2 separate regions of the Homo sapiens genome follow, and region 1 is linked to region 2. The links are chromatin contacts, found by Hi-C or POLR2A ChIA-PET in ENCODE. All regions are on one chromosome and are shown on one strand. Each heading gives the region's core, a stretch centred on a gene start or an enhancer-like site at or near the end of the contact. The rest is flanking DNA. Distances are from core to core; before and after follow the strand shown.

Region 1 (7,090 bases), core at 41-2,540, 100 kb after region 2:
AACTTGTGTACTGAATCGCAAATATTTCAAGTATGTAAAGAGTAACCTGGGTGGGAACACTCTGGCCAGAGGGAGCACCATGTCCAGAGGCAGCCAGTAGCATAGTGGGTTAGAGGGAGGGCAAGTTTGAACCGCTAGTGTGTAAGGTTCAAGGGGAGAATTGGGGTAGGAGAAGGAGGTGGCATGCCTGGGCAAAAAAATTGGAGAGGTGAGTGACGGCCAGGCTACAGAGGTCCTGTTTTCTGTATAAGGAGGCTGGACTTTCCTCCTACAGGAATGGAAGTCATTGATGAGTTTAAATCAAAGATTTCACATCTGAGGCCATGTGGAGGAAGAATTGGAAGAATTCCTGATGAGAAGCAAGAAAAGCAATGACAGTTTGAGTTTGGGAAACAACTATTGGATAGAGAAAAGGAAACTGAAAAGAGAGGGGCTTAATTGATACAATTAATGAGATTTGGCTTCCGTCTGAATGTAAGGGTGAGGAAGGAGGAGTCCAGAAGACTCCCGGGTTCGTGGCATGGGGAAATCAAGGATGGAGTGCCCATCCCTAAGATAGAAAACAAATGTAGAGGGGGAACCTAGTTGGGAGTTAGGATGATAAAGTTTGAAATGTAAAAGTGGTTAAGAGGAATGAAATAAACAATCAATCATAAGTGGTTATCAAATGGTACGAGGGTCAAGTTGAAGTTAGCCGCATGAATCAGTAGTAACATCACCAGGAGGTGACCTAAGCTTCCCAGCAGAGCTTAGGAGTGAAGCAGAGAAAACAGGTTCATCTTTCCTCTAGAGCAAAGTGCGGGAATGTGAGAGTGGTAGAAGGTCAAGCAGAAAGAGAACTATCAGGCACCAGTGACGGTGCAGCTCAATGTCACTGAGCTTGAGCTCTGTGCCAGGATAGATGAGGAGCCAGAGGAAAGCCTAGTAAAGAGTTCCGGGACAGTGAAGGGAACAGAAGGTGTTTCTGAGGTCAAACAGAAGTTCAGTGGGAGACGTAGGGATAAGTGGCTATGGTCAGGATAGAGAATCGCAACATGTAGGATGCCAGAGGTAGAGTGCTTTCAGTTGACCTTGAGTTCTAAGATGTGGCTGTGCTCCAAGGGGGCTACTTGCACTAATGTGGCTCGGGTAGTGTCTGAAGTTAGATTTGAGAATTTGATCAGAGAGGACAGTAAGCATGGATGAGGAAGTCACTGTGACTCATGGCAGGGGAGGGTGGAGGGCACCCTCTGAGGAAGATGGAGATATATCCTGAAAGCCCTTCCTGCGGTCTATGAGGCCGGGTGCCATCTGCCTCCCGCCAGCCTCTCTTCCTGCGGCCCTGGTCCAGCCTCCCCACTCCAGCCCAGTGGGCCTTCTTTCAGTTCCTTGAATGCCCTGGACTTTGTTTCACCCCAGGGCCCTCACAAGTGCAATTTCCTCTTCTCAGAATTTCTAACACCCTTCAGCTTCTGCTCTACCTTCTTCCACTCCAATCAGATCTCATTTTGAATATCACTTCCCCAAGAAGACTTTCCCCAAATCGTCGGGCCTTAAGTCTGTGTTAGAACCCTCTGTCAAACTTCCCCCTATTACCTAGTACTTCTTAGCATTTACCACAATTGTAACTCAGTATGGTGTAATGATTTGCTTATGGCCAATCTCAGTGGATAAGCTTTTTGAGGGCAGACACCCTACCTGCCTTGTCTATTAATACAACTCAGTCCCTAATAGAGGACCCACTGATGCATTTTTACCTACCCTTGGTCTGTGAGGATTGGAAGTGGCACAATGCAATGTATGCGGTATTTTGATATAAAATATTGAACTAATATTCCAGAAATACATTTAAAATGTTAGATTAAATGTGTAAGTGAATGTGAAGGTAAATGGTTCACTGGATGGTGAAACAGCTAATCTCTCAAATTAAGACTCTACAGCATATAAATATATAGGCTGCTGCTACCCAAAGGACAATCTCTCAGTCTCTCCCGGAGTACCTCGCTGCCAGATCAATCTTCTTTAAACACCATTTTTATCACAGGACTCATGCTTAAAATTTTCAGAGACTCCATTTCCCTTCCCTGCTGCAACTGAAGTCCCCCCACAGACTTGCAGTGGCCTTTAGAATGTGTCTGGGCCCCGGCTCACTTCTGCTCATGGAAGGCTAGTTCTTTCATGCTTCCATTAACCTATCGGGCTCATTTTCCCACCTCCATGACTTGGCCCACAGTGCCTCCCTTTCTTGGAAGGCCCTCACCTTTCTCCAGAACACACTGGGCATTGTCCCTGTCACTTAAGACCGACCTCAACTCTCAGTTCCTCCCTGGAGCTTCAGCCTCTGGCCGTTTCTTGCCTAGTTGTTTTAGGCTCCTTTGAATTCCTATAGCCCCAGAGAACCACAACATAGTTCTCAATGTATACTGTCCTGGATTGTTCAGTATAGATTCTTGGGAGTTATACACGTCTCATAATAGATAATAAATTCCTCATCAAACCAAGGGGAACCTAAAATAATGTAGATCACCCTTGTCTTCCCCCAGACTATGATGCTGGTCAGGTTATCTGTTTACTGAATGTCCAAACACCTTGAGAAATCATTTTACCTTAAGAATTTCTTTTCAAATTCAATATATTTTGTTTCTATTTATTTATTTTATTTTAATTAATTTTTTTTTTGAGACAGAGTCTCACTCTGTCTCCCAGGCTGGAGTGCAGTGGCGCGATCTCAGCTCACTGCAACCTCCACCTCCTGGGTTCAAGCAATTCTCCTGCTTCAGCCTCCCCAGTAGCTGGGATTACAGGCACCCACCACCGTGCCTGGCTAATTTTTATATTTTTTAGTAGAGATGGGGTTTTGCCATGAGTCAGGAATTCGAGACAGGATGGTCTGAAACTCCTGACCTCATGTGATCCACCGCCTTGGCCTCCCCAAATGCTGGGATTACAGACGTAAGCCACCAGGCCCGGCTGAAATTTAACATATTTTGGAAAATATATTTTAGCATTGCTTTTCTTGTTTTTTCCCCTAGTCTCCTGCGAGTATATAGTTAATGGGATATGTTTGGGATGAATTATAAACAATCCCTTTCTAGAATACATTTACTGCCATAAGGATCTCTCCCAAGTCAGTTATTTGAGGTCATATGATATTTACAAGTGAGGCTGGACTAGGGATAGGAATTCCTGGTATTCTGTGTATTTTTCTAACTGACTGCAGTGACTCTCATAACATATGAAGACATTATTACAAAGTATGTTTAAGGCAATTCAGGACTTTTTTGTGTGTGACTCTTATTTAAACAACTATTTCCAGTGATTTTCTTGGCTGTATATCCCATAGAAATTAGGCAAGCTCTGTCTTTGAATCGCTGAAGGCATATTTCTTATAAAACGAAAACAGTTTTCATTTAAAAAAAAAAAAACCTCTATGTATTAAATCCATAAAAAAGAAAACAGAAAGGAAATCTACGTAACAAATGACAGTTAGTTACGTGTGTGTGGTTAAGGGCTCACTATCATTATATTCATAAAAATATTAATTATGTGCAGGGCTAGAATCCAAGACATATCTATAACTCCTTAGGAAATAATGTACAGGCTCATAGTCACTAATCAGCTGAAAAAAAGTCCTTGGAAAATTTAGAGAATGTGAGATTATTTTGCTTAACCAAGAGAAATAACACTGGATGGTGGTCAAAGCTTATGAACACAGTTTGTATACAAAGATAGGCAGTTCATATATCATTCTTTATCCTTTGAGAAAAGGTAACATAACATTTCAAGGTTCCGTGTCCCTTTTGCAAGTAAAAAAAAAAACAAAATAAAAAAAAAAACGTGGTGGAGGCAATTCTGGAATATCCAGGAAATCTGATCTCACAAATGAGGAAGCTCCCAAATATGGGCATAGAGTGAGACCAATTTTCCAGTGCAAATCCTCTGAGGTATATGCAGTTGGGAATACCCTTATTAAAAATTCCTTTCCCAAATCCAGTTTTAGAAGATCTGTTTAATTGCTAGATAAAACAGAAAAAAAAAGTCTAAAACTCTTTTTAGATTACTGATGGGAAAAAACAACAGTCATGATGTGGGGAATCACCCAAAGTTTTCTATAGACTCATAGGATCCAAGTAATCAGAGGCACTAATTTCAGGAGCCCTGGTTCAAGTGGCATTTCCTTCTGATCCATAACGGGCACCTTTCTGTTTCATATTGTCTGTGCACAGTCCACATATGAGGCCAGGGTCATCACCCACACAGAAAAGAGACAAAAATATGTGTGCCACCCCTACCCGCTTCTGAAAATGAATCTACATCAAAATGCAGGATACAGTCTGAACTTGTACAGTATGCTGTGTGACTAGACCAGGACTCTGGCTAGAGAGGTTAGTAAATGTGAAATACAAAGGCAAAAACTGTTATTTCCATTTGCACATGAATCATATTTGCTACCCGTCATAACCTAGTGACATAAAAGTATTGCAAATCCCCAGAGCCCCATTTGCTCCCTGGAAGGAAATCCCTGATCCCACCGTCCCCAAGTCTGGCCAAGCTAATTTTATCCGAGGACCTAGAGAGCCTGGGGTAAAGACTGTCAGCCTGGAGACTAAGAACAAGGATGCAGCAGCCAGATTGTGCTGCCACTTAAAGAAAGCATGGCTTTGGGCATATTATTTACCCTCTCAGTCTCAGTTGCCTTATCTATTAAATGGGTTTAATAATAGTGCTTACTTTACAAAGTGATCATGGGGGTAAACTAAACCTACATATTTTCTGCTTAGAAAACACTAGACCATTGCCAAGCAGAGGATATTAATAAATGCTATATAACTGTCAGCTATATTCATTGCTCTGATTACTTTAATACCAACCGTGTCCTTGTGCCTTGCCAACAGTTCTCCTGAGGGTTTCTGCTGCCTGCCCTATAAAGGCATCTTCATAAGAACTCTGCACTGACCTTACCTGCCCTTTATAGAACTGAACTTCATTCTGAATTCCTCAAAGAATTGTCCTCAAAATTGTATGACTGTTGACAACTGCAGTGTAGCGATCAGCAAATTCTCTCTCAGGTCATCTTTGAGTGGGTTGGCTCTGAGGTCCAGTCAGGTTCTGAGGGACTCTTGTCCTCACAGCCTGCTTCAGTCAGTGATGCTAAGATTGTAAGTCTAACCTTGTAATTCATCTCTGTCAGGTATCACAAACGCTTTCCCTGCATTAACTAATTTCTTTTTCTTGTCACAATCACCCTGTTTTTAGCCTCACTTTGGACATGAGGAAATTAAGGTACTAAGACATTAAAAACTTTGTTGTGTCACCCTGCTGGAAGTGACAAAGGCTGTCACAGGCAAATCTGGCCCCACGCTCTAGATGAGGTGCTCCCTCATGTTAGTCACCTGCCTGCCACCTGTTTTGGTTGGTGGTGGTTTCACAAAATCTCAGAACCTGGGCTATCCTCTTTGGGATGCTCTTCAACACTTTGGGATCAAGGCCACTGAATTTTCTAGACTGGGGGTCAGGGAACTATGGCCCATTAACTAATTTTTTTACATATTCAATGGTTGAAAAAAATTAAAAAATACTTTGTGCCATATGAAAATTATATGAAACTCAATTTTCAGTGTCCATAAATAAAGTTCTCTTGGAACACAGCCACACTCATTTATCCATGTATTATCTATGGCTGCCTTCGAACTTCAGTGGCAGAGATGAAGAGATGTGACAGAGACCATATGGCCCACAAAGCTGGAAATATTTACTATCTGGCCAACCCTGCTGTAGATTCTTGCTTCTCCACATGTGGTGCAGATACCACCAGCAGCAGCAGCAGCTGGGACTTTATAAGCAAAGTAGTACCTCTAAGGATTACGGGGAGGAATAGAGATATTGACTATACTGAACTCATCACAGTACCAGCCACATAGCAAGCAAATAAATGGAAACTAAATGGTAGCTCATAAGATTGTGAATCCTGGGCATTTGGGACATGTGACTTCCTTAGTAAGAAGTTCCATGGAAAGTCAGGAAACATTTTCATTATATTTGATCAAAAGTGAAGATCAATAATGTGTAAAGCTGTCATAGAATGAGTAAGGAGCTTCCTGCCTACTCCTCATCCTCCTAATTTCTCCCACATATGCCCTGCACCCAGACACTGCACATGCCACCTGCAGCTTCAGCCCCACCCGAGGCTCTGCAATAACCATGTCCTTAGTCATTGCTCAGGTGAGTCGGCATCAAGTCAACCCCACTCAGAGACCTGCTTTCACCACGTGCCCTACATTCTGAAACTGGGTGTCTGCCTTATGCCTCATTTATTCACTCAACAAACACTTAATTACCTCCCATGTGCCAAGCAGAGGGCCTCCTCTTGGAAACAATATAGCAATAAGCAAAACAGACATATAGTTTCTAGAAACAAGCCTTCCCCTTACACCCCAGTGAGTCAGTTTTTTTGTCCAAGTATCTGCCTTCCTAAAACCCTAAATATTCCACTTCCTCCAAGAATAAGTCCCAGATTTGCTCTCCCAGTTCTTGTAGGAATGAGGTCCTCTGACATCTAGTCCAGCCAACATCTCCTGCCAGCTCTGTAACTATGCGTGTCTCCACATACTTCTGCTCCCGGACTCCAGGCCTTTTCCCCAATTGGACCATCAATGTGATGCTGATCTTCCAAATACCTTTCCCACCCACCCAGTGCTGCTTCCCAGGCCCTAGGCCCTCCATGCCTACTTGGAGCCTCTTCTCTGACAGAGCATCCCTTTGGGTACTTTAGTGACAAACCCTCATTCTTTACACGACAGGCCTCACCAGCCTGTGTGGGAACAATCCCATGCTGATTGCATCGATGGAAACTCTAAAAGGAATCCTGGCTTTGTTCATTCACCTTTTTTGATCATGGGGTAGTCCTTATGTTTGGTGACTCATATTGAAACGCCTTGAGTGTTCCCTTCCCTGGGCAATCAGTTTCCCCTGATTCATTGGCCACATGCTTTTCCCTTGGGGAATAAGTAATTTGCTAGGCCATTTTTCCTACTTGCTGATGTATTTCTCAGAGGTTGAATAGGTTACCTGGGAAAGGCCAAATGGAAGTGTGACATAAATAAGTTTTCTG
Region 2 (6,264 bases), core at 3,330-5,829:
AGTTCTATTTTAAATCTCACTTTGCCTGGTCATCTTAACTCCAAGGTGTCTCAGCCTGTTTGGGCACTAATTGTGCATCAACCATTTATATACTTTTTAAATTGATTTTCTGTTTTGTCTCCCAAATTTAAGCTGGGACCACAGGTATACACCACCATGCCTGGCTATTTTTTTGCTTTTTTTTTTTTTTTTGGAGAGATGTTGTTTCACCATGTTGCCCAGACTGGTCTCAAACTCCTGGGCTCAAGCAATCCACCTGGCCTCTCTATGTGCTGGGATTACAGATGTGAGCCACTGTGCCCAGACTGAAAAATATTAATAGTAACATTCATGAGCCCATTCTGTGTGTCAGACACCATGCTAAGCACTTCACTTACCTAACCCTGACAACAACAAACTGAGTTAGGATATTAACCTCATTTTAGGAACCTAAAGGGTAAACCTTACTTTAGACAACTAGTGAGTGGCAGAACCAGAATTCACAAGAATGTCTGTCTCAATTCTAGCATCAGCTCTCTTAAACAGATGATGTCAGGCACATAGTAGGAACTCTAAAGTAATCAAAAAAAAAAAAAAAAGGCTGGACACAGTGGCTCACGCCTGTAATCCCAACACTTTGGGATTACGAGGCAGGCAGATCACCTGAGGTCAGGAGTTCGAGACCAGCCAGGCCAACATGGTGAAACCCCATCTCTACTAAAAATACAAAAAAAAAAAAAATTTGCTGGGTGTGGTGGTTCGCACCTATAATCCCAGCTACTTGGGAGGCTGAAGCAGGAAAATTGCTTGAACCCAGGAGGTGGAGGTTGCAGTGAGCCAAGATAGCGCAACTGCACTCATGCCTGGGTCTCAAAAAAAAAAAAAAAGAAAAAGAGGGTGAGGGGGTGTCTCGCTATGTTGCCCAGGCTGGTCTTGAACTCCTGGTCTCAAGTGATTCTCCTGCCTCGGCCTCCCAAAATGCTGGGAGTATAGGCATGAGCCACCATGCCTGGCCAGAACTTTATAGTAATCTTTAAAAATTATAAACAGATCCTGATCTATCAGATACCAAAGAAGACATAAATATGCACTTAATGACAAAGCTTATTTGAAAAAGACATGTATCAAAATCAAACGTATTCCATGATTATTTTTTAAATGTATTATTCTTTTTCTTTTTTCTATTAAATTCTCTCCAGTTAGGCTTATCCCTGCCCTTCCACTGAAATCGAACTTATTAAAATTATTCAAGACCACCATAGTACTAATTCAGTGGTCACTTCGCAGTGAGTCCTCTTCTTTTTCTTGGTCTCTCTGCAGAGCCAGATGTGGGCATTCAAGCCTTCTTTGAACTTTCTTCACTTTACTTCCAGAACACCATGGTCTCCTGGGTTTCCTCCTATCTCACCAGACAGCTCCTTTGCTGGCTCCTCTTCTCCTAGGCCTGTTATAGTTGATGTGTCCCTGGATGCAACCCTTGGCCTCTTCTGTATCTACACTCACCCACTGAATGATCTCATCCAGTCTGTTCTGCTCTCATATAACATAGTGTTTGTAAAAAAAAAAAAAAAAAAAAAAAAAACTCTGTGCCATGCAAAATACACACGGTAACAACCAAAGGTCTTATGCAAAAAATGTGATTGGGGCACAACACTTAAAAATGTCAGCAACTGGCCGGGCATGGTGGCTCCCACCTGTAATCCCAGCACTTTGGGAAGCCGGGGCAGGCAAATCACTTGAGCTCAGAAGTTCAAGACCAGCCTGGGCAACATGGTGAAATCCTGAATCTATTAAAAAAAAAATGCAGAAAATTAGCCGGGTGTGGTGGCATGCCCCTGGAGTCCCAACTACTCAGGAGGCTGAGGTGGCAGAATCACCTGAGCCTGGGATGTCGAAGCTACAGTGAGCTGTGACTGAGTCACTGCACTCCAGCCTGGGTGAAGGAGAGAGATCTTATCTCAAAATTAAAAAAAAGAAAGAAAGAAAGGAGATAACCTGATAAAAAGAATGGCACAGTTTCATACATATTAAATGGTTAAAAAATGAATAAATACTACAGTAAATCTCATAGTCTACCTTGACAAAGACCGGAAATTTGCTTGGGAAGGATTGCAGCTTATGAGTTAGTGTAAAGTGGTGGAAGGAAGGTTTTCTGAAATCAGTGGGGAAGTTACACCAACAGACATGAATAGGTGTAGCTCGTAACAGGGTGAACCGAGGTTAGCTGGTGGATGTTTTGAGGTGTGCTTGTGTGAATAATTTGAGTTTTTCTATACAGTTTGGTTCACCTGAGTGCAGTTTTTAATGCGTTCACTTAGTATTTCTTCCAGAATCAATAGCACATATGCAAATGCAAAATTTGCATTACGTTTAAATTGTTATTGAATATATTTATCTGTATTAGGTCTTCAAAGACTGTTTCTGAATAAAGTCACATTCACAGGTAACTGGACTTAAGATTTTAACTACGTTTTTGGGAGACATTTCAATCCATAACACAAAATATGTCCCCACATTTCTAGAAGTCCCACCTAATGTCTCACAAGGATCATTTTTTACCTTTTTATTGACAGCTACCCACAGTAAGAAAGATTCTCTGCCTCATCTCCCAGTGCACACACACACACACACACACACAACTGAAATGTTTCACAAAACTTACTTTGTGTGTTGCGATCAGATATTTTGTATTCTACTTGATCTACCATAGAAAAGAAAAAATGCTAGTCATGACCCACTCATTGATTTTATGACCCACTGATTATTTGTGACCTGCATTTTGAAAAACACCACTCTAGAATAAGGAAAAAAGTTCCTATCTTTAAGATTAGGTTAGGTTTTAAAAGATTGTTCCCGAGTATTTATTTGTAAGTAAAAAGCATGTGATTATTGTTGATTACATTGCACAGGATGCGATTTGATTTGCTGTGTGATAGACTTTTAGTCTTCAAAATACTTTTCACTGTTTTAAGGTTCATTCCATTTGCATTTCCAGCAGGCTTTCTCTCTCTCTGTCTCTCCCACTTTATTATATTATCTCACATTTGGGTCATTTTGTAATCGTTAACCTCTTCTTACCCACTGCTCTATCACTTACCAGACTTGACCGGGTTAATAGTGCTTATTAGTGTGTCCATGTCATCATGAATGTAGGAATGGGCAGGAAGCTAAGGGCCAATGGCTAAATGAACACTTGACTTTCACCATCTGTCATCCTGCAGATTTGAAAGTGGAGGTGCTTCTGCACTTTCAGCCGCTGCATGGTCTTTGTGGCCTTGGTGGTTTTTACCCTCCCTCCTCTTGCAGCCCCTTTGCATAGAGGGCTGTTATTAAGGAGTATAAACCTTGTCAGTGGGTAGCAGGTGCCAGCTCCTGCCTCCAGTGTTGCTTCTCACTCTGCCCCCGAGGTTGCATTGTGCCAGCCAAGGCCCTGAGGCCACTCTGCTAAAATGGGAAAAGTACCCCCAGCCTAGCCCTGCTCCCAACTCACTGGATAATTCCAAAGAAATACAACTCTGTGCTCCCAACTGCTCAGATATGTCATGGGAGATCAACCCTCCTTCAATGCTAATTTTGGAAAAGAGCATATTGCAAGTTTAGAGAATGTGCCCCTGTCATATCACATATTCATTGCAAAGTTAGAACCTAAACTCATGCTCCTGATGTTCCTGGGAGCTTTTCCATAAGCTATAATGACTCTTCACCTATTTCACAATATTGCTAAAGGCAGGTCCCGTTCATCTTCAAATAAACTGGGATGAGTAAAACTATTCATGAAATACTTACAATTTGCTAAAGATACTCAAGTCCTCAATCTGGTATAAATCTTAGCCAAGTTGTGATCTTTCTTTTCTCACAATTCTCTTGGCATTTTTTCCCAGCAACTTCTCCCCAACTACAGCCCCCCACCTCCACTATAGCTCACATTTCTCACATTTGAAATGAGAAATCTGAGCTTCGATCTCTCTGGTAGAACAATAAGAACAACCATTTTCCCTCTAGACTAAAATTCTCACCTCTCACAGTTCTAATCTTTCTAAAATTCAGCTCTGTGAGAATTGATGTATCCATTTAATGTGGTTTGCTTTTTCATCCTTAAAACACTGTTTACATTGATAGTGCTTTGCAAAATCTTTGTAAATCTGGATAGTGCTTTGTAGAATTCATATATATCTTTAAAATATTAAATATATATATGAATATCTCTTATGTGCTCATATAATAAATGGGGCTGAAATACATGAAATTACAAAATTTTTCATGTGTTTCCTAGTATTACAGGAATTACATTGGGAATAGTTTTTGTAATTTAATGAACATGTTTTAGACAGGATTATAGACTTTCTCTGATGATCAAAGCTTTTGTCAAGATTGGCTGACAACTGGACCTCTCTCTCTCTTACGTTCTCTTTTCTTTTCCTGGTTCTCACTTAAGCATCTCAAATTCTTCATAATTCTACATGTATGCTGTTAACTACTCAGCCTTCTGACTTATTGTAAATGTTTTTAGAAGTCAGAAGGTGTGCATATTCCTCTATTGAGTCTGCAGTCAATGCTTTCTGGAAGCTGGCTGCTGTTTGGGGGAACAGTAGAAGTTAAGGGGTTTCCCTATAATTTGCGCCGCTGACTGCACCATTCAATTCTTTTGGAAAGCCCCTCTCAGGGAAGCATTTTATACTTTAAAAACAAAGGTTTTTGTTTCTGCAGTGATACAGAACCTTGACATTTCAAAACTGAAAGGAACAAAAGTCAATGACCCAAGGAAAAACAATGATGAGAGAATAAGTAAACCAAGTCTAGTGTAAACAAAGGCAGAAAAATATATTTTATTATAGAAATAAGGTTTTTAAGGACAAGTAGGGGTTGGGTTAAACATAAAAAGGGGAGATTTTTTCCTTTTTAAATACTTGGCAACGTTTCCTAGACCAGCCTGCATTAGCCAACAATTTATTTCTGGTTCTTTGAAGTTACTGCTTTGACTCAAGTAGAGGTTTTTCCATTAATATCTAAAAATTATCTATTAGTCTAAAAAGTATTAAATAATAGAATCAAGTCATTATCTATTAAAATATTATCAGTATTTATTCCCGCTATTGTCAGACCTACACGTCGTCTCTTTGGGATGAAGCACTTATAATTACGTAAGGTAATTTTTTTAAATGCTATATTTATTCAGCTGCAAGTAACAGAGAAGCTAAATACAAGAGTTAGAATAGATATAAGTTTGCTTATTCTCTCACAACAGGAAGTTTCTTGGGTAGTTGCTGGAGTTGGTTCAGTTACTCAGTAATGGCAGGGCCAATGTCTCTGTAATTCCCTGGGCTTGGCCTTTCTCTCATTATTACCAGATAGCTGCTGAAGCTCCAATGATCAGGCTTGTGTCCACAAAAGGGAAGATGTATGTCTTCTTTAATGATGAAAGCAAGGCCGGGCACGGTGGCTCACGCCTGTAATCCCAGCACTTCGGGAGGCCGAGGTGAGTGGATCATGAGGTCAGGAGATCGAGACCACCCTGGCTAACACGGTGAAACCCCGTCTGTACTAAAAATACAAGAAAAAATTAGCCAGGCGTGGTGGCGGGCGCCTGTAGTCCCAGCTACTCAGGAGGCTGACGCAGGAGAATGGTGTGAACCTGGGAGGCGGAGCTTGCAATGAGTGGAGATCATGCCACTGCACTCCAGCCTGGGCGACAGAGCAAGACTCCATCTCAAAAAAAAAAAAAAAAATGATGAAAGCAAAGTTTTCAAAAACTCTCCAACAGATTTTTACTTCCATCTCATTGGTAAGAGCTGTCAATTAGCCACTCCAAGGAAGGATGGACTTTTAAGTAGAGGAAATGGAGAAGAAGGTTAAAATTAGTTGCTGAATCAGCCAACTCATAATGTCTGTCAGAGTTTTTTTGTGGACATTTCTGACACATGATATTATATAAATAATTCCTGGGAATAATTAATTGATGATTCTGAGTCACCTAACTTCAAAATATCAGTGTTACCCAGTCTTTAGATTTTACTGAAGATGAGAAATAAAATTAAATTTTAAAATTGGCGGTGGCAGACGGAATAAAGGACCCCCAATTATGTCCACATCCTAATCCCTAAAACCCATGATCTTGTTATGAAGAGATGGGGAGATGATCCTGGATGATGTAAGTAGACCCAATAGCATTGCAAGTTTTCTTAGAAGAGGGAAGCAGGAGTATCAAAGTCACAGAGGGAAATGTCATGACAAAAGCTGAGGCCAAAGAGAGAGAAAAAGATTTGAAGACACTACACTGCTGGCTTT

What was found. Hi-C counts contacts between places; a loop is a spot of excess contacts on that map. ChIA-PET counts read pairs that join two places held with the same protein, here RNA polymerase II (POLR2A). Pooled maps may share reads with other maps.
Region 1: a loop to region 2 is called in a pooled map, with 1.9 times the contacts of the local background. The contact joins two enhancer-like sites. A Hi-C loop is called at or near these places in 4 of 50 pooled maps. POLR2A ChIA-PET finds 5 or more read pairs at or near these places in 2 of 52 experiments (OCI-LY7 and activated T-cell).

Annotation. Positions count from the first base shown.
Region 1 is chr6:137,845,666-137,852,755 of GRCh38, forward strand. The region is part of intron 3 of WAKMAR2 (wound and keratinocyte migration associated lncRNA 2); the gene reads right to left. Among named protein-coding and RNA genes, the nearest start is that of TNFAIP3, 18 kb to the right of the region's middle. RefSeq lists an enhancer at 4,238-4,317. Within about 2 kb of position 1,291, at least 5 of the 41 ENCODE cell types and tissues checked have a DNase peak (open chromatin) inside an H3K27ac peak, as active enhancers do.
Region 2 is chr6:137,741,817-137,748,080 of GRCh38, forward strand. No RefSeq gene overlaps it. Among named protein-coding and RNA genes, the nearest start is that of LINC02539, 5.9 kb to the left of the region's middle. RefSeq lists a silencer at 3,226-3,285. Within about 2 kb of position 4,580, at least 2 of the 41 ENCODE cell types and tissues checked have a DNase peak (open chromatin) inside an H3K27ac peak, as active enhancers do.